Linked DNA regions of Homo sapiens: region 1 is linked to region 2. The links are chromatin contacts, found by Hi-C or POLR2A ChIA-PET in ENCODE. All regions are on one chromosome and are shown on one strand. Each heading gives the region's core, a stretch centred on a gene start or an enhancer-like site at or near the end of the contact. The rest is flanking DNA. Distances are from core to core; before and after follow the strand shown. Region 1 overlaps FHIT (fragile histidine triad diadenosine triphosphatase). Region 2 overlaps CFAP20DC-DT (CFAP20DC divergent transcript).

Region 1 (3,825 bases), core at 829-3,328, 560 kb after region 2:
CTTTCCTGACTACAAGTGCCTTACTGAGTAAGCAAGGCCACGCTTGTTCTTTGCAAAGCAGAATTTAAAGCCCCTGAAACAAAAAAACCCTACAGTGGTATCATGTTCAAGAGGCTAACTCAGTGGTGCACCTTCATTAACGATAACAACAGGTGCTCCAGGGGAAAAGACCATTACTGGGCTTATTGCTATTACCACTCAGCATGAGACAAAAATGGTTTAGAACCCAGGGATCAGGCAGAATCTCAAGAATGAGACACAGAGGCAAAGATGAAGAGAACAGTCACTGTGCTTTCCATGGCAGGTTGTCAAATGCTGCCTTAAAATGTGCAACTGTGTGAATTCCAAAATATGAAATGCTCAGAGGCTTGAATTGTAGTATTCACAACTGGACAGCTGAATATTAAAGATGCTGCTTTGTCCCCTAGAGGGGCTGGCTACTGCAAGACTGGCTTCCAGGGGTCATAATTATGTGGCCATTGCCACTCAATATTTTATCATCATACAATACTGAGGCTGGCAAATATCTATCACGGGATGTGCTTGTTAATAATGAAGATTCCCAAGCCCCAGTCACAGTATTCTAAATAAGTAGATTTGGAATAAGAACTGAGAATCAACTTTTTGTTGTTGTTAACTGATACCAAAGTTAATTTTCATGCAGGTGATACAAAGATCGCATTTTGAAAAGCAGATTCAACAACTTTAGATATGGATACTTTGTCTAAAAGGACAGCTTTGGAACCTTCATTGTTCTCTGGGATTTTATGTGTGTGTGTGTGTGTGTGTGTGTGTGTGTGTGTGTGTGTGTGTGTGTGTGTGTGTGTGTGTGTATGGTGGTTTTCTTATAACCACCATATTCTACAAACGAGTCAAGATATCCCCATTATTTCATATCAGGAAACTTCTGTGATCAGGTTGGAAACAACTGAAAGATGTGCAAAACAGCATAACCTGCTGATTTAAAAAACAGAATCGTTTTAAAAAGTTCAACTTAAGCTAAATAATCAGGGTGATGATAACAATAACCACATTCAACAATTCATATATAAGTACTATATGTTAAGAATTAGTCCATCATCATCACCATCAAAGGTAACAAAAACATTACACATTTTGGCCAGATAATTGGGACATCAAAAAGTAATTACTATTGGAGTTACACAATCTGTAGCCATAGTTATCAGCCCAGCTAGGCTCACTGCTTATTTGTTTTGTGTGTGTGTGTTTATTATTTTTAGTCAAGAGATAATTCAAATATGATAAAATTCACCATTTTAAAACGTACAATTCAGTGGCTTTATTATATTCACAATGTTGCACAACCATCACCACTAAGTCCACAACGTTTTCATTACCCTAAAAGAACCTGTATCCATTAGGAATCATTCCCCATTCCTTCCTTGTCCCAGTCCCTGGCAACCACTAATCTACTTTCTATCTCTATTCAGAGCCTGTTGCATAGCAAATATTTTCTATCCCGCTTTAGAATGGCTAAATGAAATTTTGAGATCATATAACCTATCTATTCATATAAGTTTTAGCTATGCTTACTATGCACCTATTATCATTCTGTGCATCCCACTTAATACAGTTTGTGCATTCCCCCATGTCACTAGCTATGCCTCTACAGTATCGCTTTCAATGGCTGAAGGAATTCCATCAAATAGATATTGCATAGTGCATCTAACTAATCCGGTATAGTTGGAATTTACATTTGAATACTGAGTTTTAAAAAATCTTGGAACCAAGTTTAAACATTTGTGTTTTGCATTTCAAGAAGTGATTTCAAAAAGAAGCCACAGGTATTAAATCCTTTCTTTGCATCCGTATATTTAGAGCCTCACATGGAGGTGAGACAGTGGGACAGAGGAAAGCTGAAAGCCTCTGTGTCTATCACCATACCCTGTGTGTAGAGCAATTAGGAGGCTAGCCCTTTTTTATGATAAGGAATTTGGTAGCCCATATGGTGGCAGTCCCTACATAAACTTTCACTGCTTAGAAGTATTTCCCAGAGATTGTATTTTAAAAGTCCCAGAATAGCTGTGTTAAAGACAAAAGTAAAGTAAGATCAAAAGGGAACTTACGTTTATTTGGCATTGTTTGTGTGGGCAGCACCTTATCCACTCACAGCTAGTCTTCGAAGCATTAAACTTTATTTCAACAAAGTGTAACATTAACATCCCAGCCTGACTTGCTTCTGACTTCTAGCACCAAAAATAGAGCCTTTTCTATGACTTAGGTGCAGAATCTACCCGTATAGGAATTAGCATTTGTATGAAAAGAGCTGAAACCCAGCTTCTGAATCAGCCAGGATTTTATTATTTTATTTTTACTACAGAAGCAGAGACTATCCTAATAAATCCTCCTTTCTTCTCCTAGCACACTTAAAAACCCATCTTTGAGCTCCACTGACTCCATTAGGTTTGAACTTTGGTATTAAGTACACAGGGAGGAAAAGAGTAGGTGTGGGGGTGACGAGAAGGAGAACAGAGAGAAGCACAGGAGAACAGAAAGGAAGGGAGGCAGCTTGATGCTACTGCTGCGGTTATTGCTTCACTCAAAAACAATGAAGCAAAAGCAGACTATGTCAAGAAGCAAAGGTGTGTCAAAGACACCCCAGGCTTAACATGGGGCTGCACAAACCCACAGGAAGCTCACATGCTATTTCCTAGACACTCTCTCACATGAACCACTTTGACTTATGTTTCCGGACTCCTTGATTTAGTTTCTGTTTTAGCGTTTGCACAATAATAATTTTACTACTAAAAGTAAATGTCTTGTAAACCAATGGGAAACATATTGTTTGGCAGAGTTTATAATGTCAGGATTTACGGCTCTAACACTGAGGGTCTCTCTGACCTCGAAGATAACATAATGAAACAGCAATGTGCTGCATATGACTCGTTGTGATTTTTTATTAGTTCTCATAATCGCCTCTTATTAATTTGTATGCACATAATAAGCACTCACCTTCACAGTCTGTCCGGCTTCGGGGCCATCCTAGAAGTAGGAAAAAACCAACAGAGGTGAGAATAGATAGATGGTATCTCCTGCTTATTCAGAAATATCACCCATTAATAATTTAGATGCAATTTCATTGTGTGTTAATTTATAGTATTCTCATGGGGACCATTGGCTTCAAATGTGCGGGATTAGACAGTTCTCCATTTCCGCCTGAGAGTAAGTGCGAAGTTATGTATAAAAATGATATAAATTATCCAGCAAGCCAACTCCTTGCTACTTTTCATGCTCTTTGCTCTAGGCTATGGTTTTAATTGCATTAAAGGAAGGCTGAAAATGTTTGGGGAGGTGAAGTATCACACCTTCTGGTTATGTTTAGAGGTGGTTTAATTAATGTCTGATTACTTTAAGCTTCTACTCAGGAAATCTGCTATAAACATAAGCCATTAAGGAAGAATATGGGGTATTTCATATGGGAAGAGTCCTCTGGCTATTCTGACCTTGTGGGAGACAAATGGTAGTGTTCATTGTAGCTGGACCCTTTTCCCAAACTGGTTCCCTTTCTCTGTTTCTGAAGCTTAGTTGGAAATGGGCAAACTCACCAAGTCACCAGCCATAATATAAAGCAAAAGCAGATACTCAGCTGGTTGAGATGGCCAAACAAAGCAATGGCTCCACAATCAGAAATTCCAAAATAGAATTTCACCTCTGCAACTTTAGCCAGGTTTGTCTACCTCTATGAGCCTGACTAACGGGGTGAGAACTCCCGCCGTAAGGATTAAGCATAACTGTGTATATCAGGGATTTTCAAACTTAGAGTCACAATCCATTAGTGGGTCATGAAGTCAACTTAATGGGTTG
Region 2 (3,857 bases), core at 298-2,797:
AGACTGAATTTCCTCAATAAAAATCACAGCTGCCTCTTTAAACATCTACTTTGTGTGAGCAGAATTGAACAGATAGTATATGACTTATTAGCTCTTTCTGACAAGAACCATCTGATGTAGGTACAGTTTTCCCCTTTAACACCCTAAGACCCTGAGGCCTAGAGAGTTCAAGTTCTTTGCCCAAGGTCACCCAACGGATGAATAGTGCAGGTGGAATCCAGATCCAGGTCTACTTGCCACCCAAGCTCACTTTTTATGCTATCTCACCTGCCTCTCCAGACACTTCTATGGAAGGTATTTGGTTAGGTTGATTTGACATTGTAAGTATCTAATCACATATTCCCTGGAATTCTCTATTCACTGCCACTTAGAACAATGACTATTATTCTCAAGATACTTGAGGCCCCCTGCTGTACCCTAAAGAGTCCTATAAAACATTAACAAGCAATCAATGAGAAAATTTGCATGTTTCAGTACAAGAAAGGGCTCTGAATCTCTTGTCATCACTCTGCTGTATCTCAGCACTGTCCATGTTTGTTTTTATATTTGTTCGTCTGTTCACCAACCACCTCTCCAACTAGACGGTAAACTCCATGAGGCAGGAACCAAAACTGTGGTGTTCACCTGTCTATACTGGGTGTGCCTAGCAATAAACATTTTCTGAATAAATAAATTCTCTCTGAATGGGTAATCCCCACGTAATGCGCATGGTTTAAGTCTATTTACCAGAATTTTTGAGCAAATAGTTCTATCCTTTTTGACACATTTTCCACAGTTTGTATAATTTATTCATAGAATCCTTCTTAGACTACTAATAAATTCCTATGGGACATAGTCCTTTTATATGCGGAGGAATCCACCACCATGAAATGTTCACAAGAAATGACTTTTAAAATTTTATTTGTGGCCATGCTGATTATGAATTTCTGAATTATGTCTGGGCTGCTCTTTTTCTCGGAATATGCAAAGTGGGATACTGGCATCTCTGTATCTGGAGAGTTACAGCTTCTGAGTTAAAAGATGAATGGGAAGTAGCAGGAGAGGGAGAGATCAGAAATCTCCACTCCCTGAAACACAGACACTTCACATACCCAGGAGGTAAATTCCTGGCATGAATTGTAACAAGTATACACAGGCATTTGTACATTGTTTGCTTATGTGCTAGATGACATGGCAGTCTATGAACAGGGGCCCCACATCTGCAGGCAGGACATTCAGCCCTGTATCTTGCCACTACCATGAAATCTGAGGTTCTTTCATTTTTGTTTTTCTATTCTGATGAGATTGAGGTACACTGACTCACTGGTAAAGAAGACAATTTATTTGTGAACTTGTAGTCACTCCATTTGACGGCCTCCCTCTACTCACTGAGGCACAGCACGTGTGGAACAGGAAAAAGGCCTCTGGAGAGCTTGTGTTCCACTGGTTTCTTTGACTTTTGCCAACCAACTTTGCAAATGTTCTCAAAAGGCATTCATTACCTCTGCAGGTGTGAAATAACTCTGCAGTTCAAGGGTTTGTGAAATCACGTGAAACAGCTGAAAGCTGTTCTGGCAAAGCGACCAGAGTCAGAGTTAGCTGTCACCAAGCCACATCCTGGCTTAAACGATGTTATTTATATCTAACTGCACTCGACTCCTCCCAAAGCCTTCTGTTGAGCACCAAAACCTCACCACAGTTTCACTCTTAGCCTTTCTTTTGTGTGAAGACAAAAAAGGTTGCTTTTATAAATCTCTGTTTGAGCCCAGATGGAGTGCATTTCATGCAGGAAAATGTTGCTTATAGTGAAGTGGATGAAATAATTGCTGGGATTTCTGGGCATGCTCCACAAACCCAGAAGACTGGAGGTGAACGGGCAGGGAGAAGAGATTCCGTTGCTTTCTCATTCCTTTATTTGTGACTCTCCCTGGAAAGAGGAAAATGTAGGCATATGTAGATCAATGTGTCATTACAAAGGCTCAGTGTTCTTAGTCATAAAATGGGAGGAAGAACAGTACCCACTTCCCAGAATTGGTGAGGACCCCTGAACGGGTGCATGCCAGCTTCTCGCACAGCCCTACCAGGTAATGAGCTCCACTGTGTAGCCATCACTACTCAGAGTTAATCCGTGAAAGAGTGTGTGGGAGGAGGATAGGCCTTAGATTCCAAAGGGTGGAAATCAGTGGAAAGAGGCAGGATCTGATCATGCCTAGACCAGATGCTTCCAAGCCAGGCAGGCAATAGATGGTTAAAAGCCAAAATGCCTGCCCCTTTGGTGAAGGTTCTCATTGGTCTAAGGCATCCTGGCCAACTGACACATGATATCATGTAACGTGTTTTCCTGGGGCCCAGAAGCTTCTATGTGCAGCTTCTTTAAAGACCAAAACTGCAAGACTTTGAGTTTTGATATCTCAATATGATTTTGAAAAAATCATGGTAAAATATATATAACATAAAATTTACCATTTCTAAGTGTACAGTTCAGGGGTGTTAAGTATGTTTGCATTGTTGTGTACCCAACCACCTGAACTCTTCATCATGTAAAACTAAAGCTCTGTATCCATTACGTAAGTCCTTATTTCCCCTGGTTGCCAGGGAGCCCCTGACAACCACATCAGTTTGCTTTTTGATGACCTTATTATTTGTTTTATATATTTTTGTGATTTGTGTTTGTGGGAGTTTTTAAACAGGGGTGGGGTGGAGGTAGATCTAGAACTTATGTATTTTAGTGACCTAAATATGAAATCTTTCTAGAGTGGCAAATAGAGATATTTATTTCTCATGTCTGCCCTGGAAATAGAATTAATTTGCCATTTCAGAAATGAACCACACTGCTTTTGTCAGACTTTTCAACCTCATTCCCACATTGGAAGGCTATATGGCTTGCTGGTGAGATAACAGCCATGGTTCGGCTGAATCACTGCATTAATGATTCTAAAATATTCCCATCTAATCCCCTGTAGCTGAAGAGGATAAACACATACTGGCAAGGACTTGACAGTATGGGGACTAGCAATAGGCAGTTTGTCAAATGCAAAAATGGTTTGGAAGGGTCAAGGTTTAGCTAAAAAAAAATTCGGGCAAACTTTTCATTTATCCATGTTTCCTTTAATATTTATATTAAAATTGTTTAGTTACCCTTCAAACACATAAAACTTGTAAGTAAAATGGAGTCTGTAAGACGATCTATATTGTCCACATTTTCACTGACTCCCAGTATACCAATATAAAATATAACATATTTGAAATCTTAAATTATTAATCACCTTTTTACCCATGTTCAGATTAACTGGGTAATCTAAAAATAGGAGGGAGTACCTTATGTGCAATTTTTGGGGAAGTTCAGGAGCATGCTCTTGAAGAATTGCTGATAAAGTGTGTAATTGTCCCATGACCACCATCACATCCCAGGGGAGAGCCTTATGTTTGGTTAATAAAAGAAGGCAGGATCTGGTCTCTTTTTAAAAAGACTCCAGCCTTAATTATGATTCATTTATTTAAAGATAGCCCCTGCCACCTAGTCTTATCTTGGCTCTGAAAATAAACAAATATCACATGCTTCCAACAGGAAAAGGTTTGAATGACCTTTATAAGGCAATTTACCTTTGACTAGATAAGAAGAGATGTGCATTGTACTTTCCAACCACAGAGGTAAATTTCCAGCCCTCCTCCAGTGTACAGGATGAAGTAACACTAATTCTACCTAAGATAACATTCTTCATTGAACACATATATACAGATGTCCTACTATATATTAGGTGCTAGGACTATAGCACTATCAACAAACTATTCTATCAAGGCCTTGGTCTGATAAGATTCACATTCTTGGGTGGGAAAAATATGGCAAAAAAGTGAATACATAAAATAATTTTAAAGAC

The links. Hi-C counts contacts between places; a loop is a spot of excess contacts on that map. ChIA-PET counts read pairs that join two places held with the same protein, here RNA polymerase II (POLR2A). Pooled maps may share reads with other maps.
Region 1: a loop to region 2 is called in a map of CD8-positive, alpha-beta T cell, with 4 times the contacts of the local background. The contact joins two enhancer-like sites. A Hi-C loop is called at or near these places in 6 of 168 maps with a recorded cell type or tissue (CD4-positive, alpha-beta T cell, CD4-positive, alpha-beta memory T cell, CD8-positive, alpha-beta T cell and 2 more) and 11 of 50 pooled maps. POLR2A ChIA-PET finds 5 or more read pairs at or near these places in 2 of 52 experiments (CD4-positive, alpha-beta T cell and naive thymus-derived CD4-positive, alpha-beta T cell).

Annotation. Positions count from the first base shown.
Region 1 is chr3:60,008,398-60,012,222 of GRCh38, forward strand. FHIT (fragile histidine triad diadenosine triphosphatase) reads right to left here. Exons shown (of 10, transcript NM_002012.4): 7 at 2,974-3,003. Among named protein-coding and RNA genes, the nearest start is that of MIR548BB, 610 kb to the right of the region's middle. RefSeq lists a silencer at 2,478-2,687. Within about 2 kb of position 2,079, at least 4 of the 41 ENCODE cell types and tissues checked have a DNase peak (open chromatin) inside an H3K27ac peak, as active enhancers do; they include CD4-positive, alpha-beta T cell, CD8-positive, alpha-beta T cell and natural killer cell, where a contact is called at or near this core.
Region 2 is chr3:59,449,969-59,453,825 of GRCh38, forward strand. All of the region lies in intron 5 of CFAP20DC-DT (CFAP20DC divergent transcript), which reads left to right. Among named protein-coding and RNA genes, the nearest start is that of CFAP20DC-DT, 370 kb to the left of the region's middle. Within about 2 kb of position 1,548, at least 8 of the 41 ENCODE cell types and tissues checked have a DNase peak (open chromatin) inside an H3K27ac peak, as active enhancers do; they include CD4-positive, alpha-beta T cell, CD8-positive, alpha-beta T cell and natural killer cell, where a contact is called at or near this core.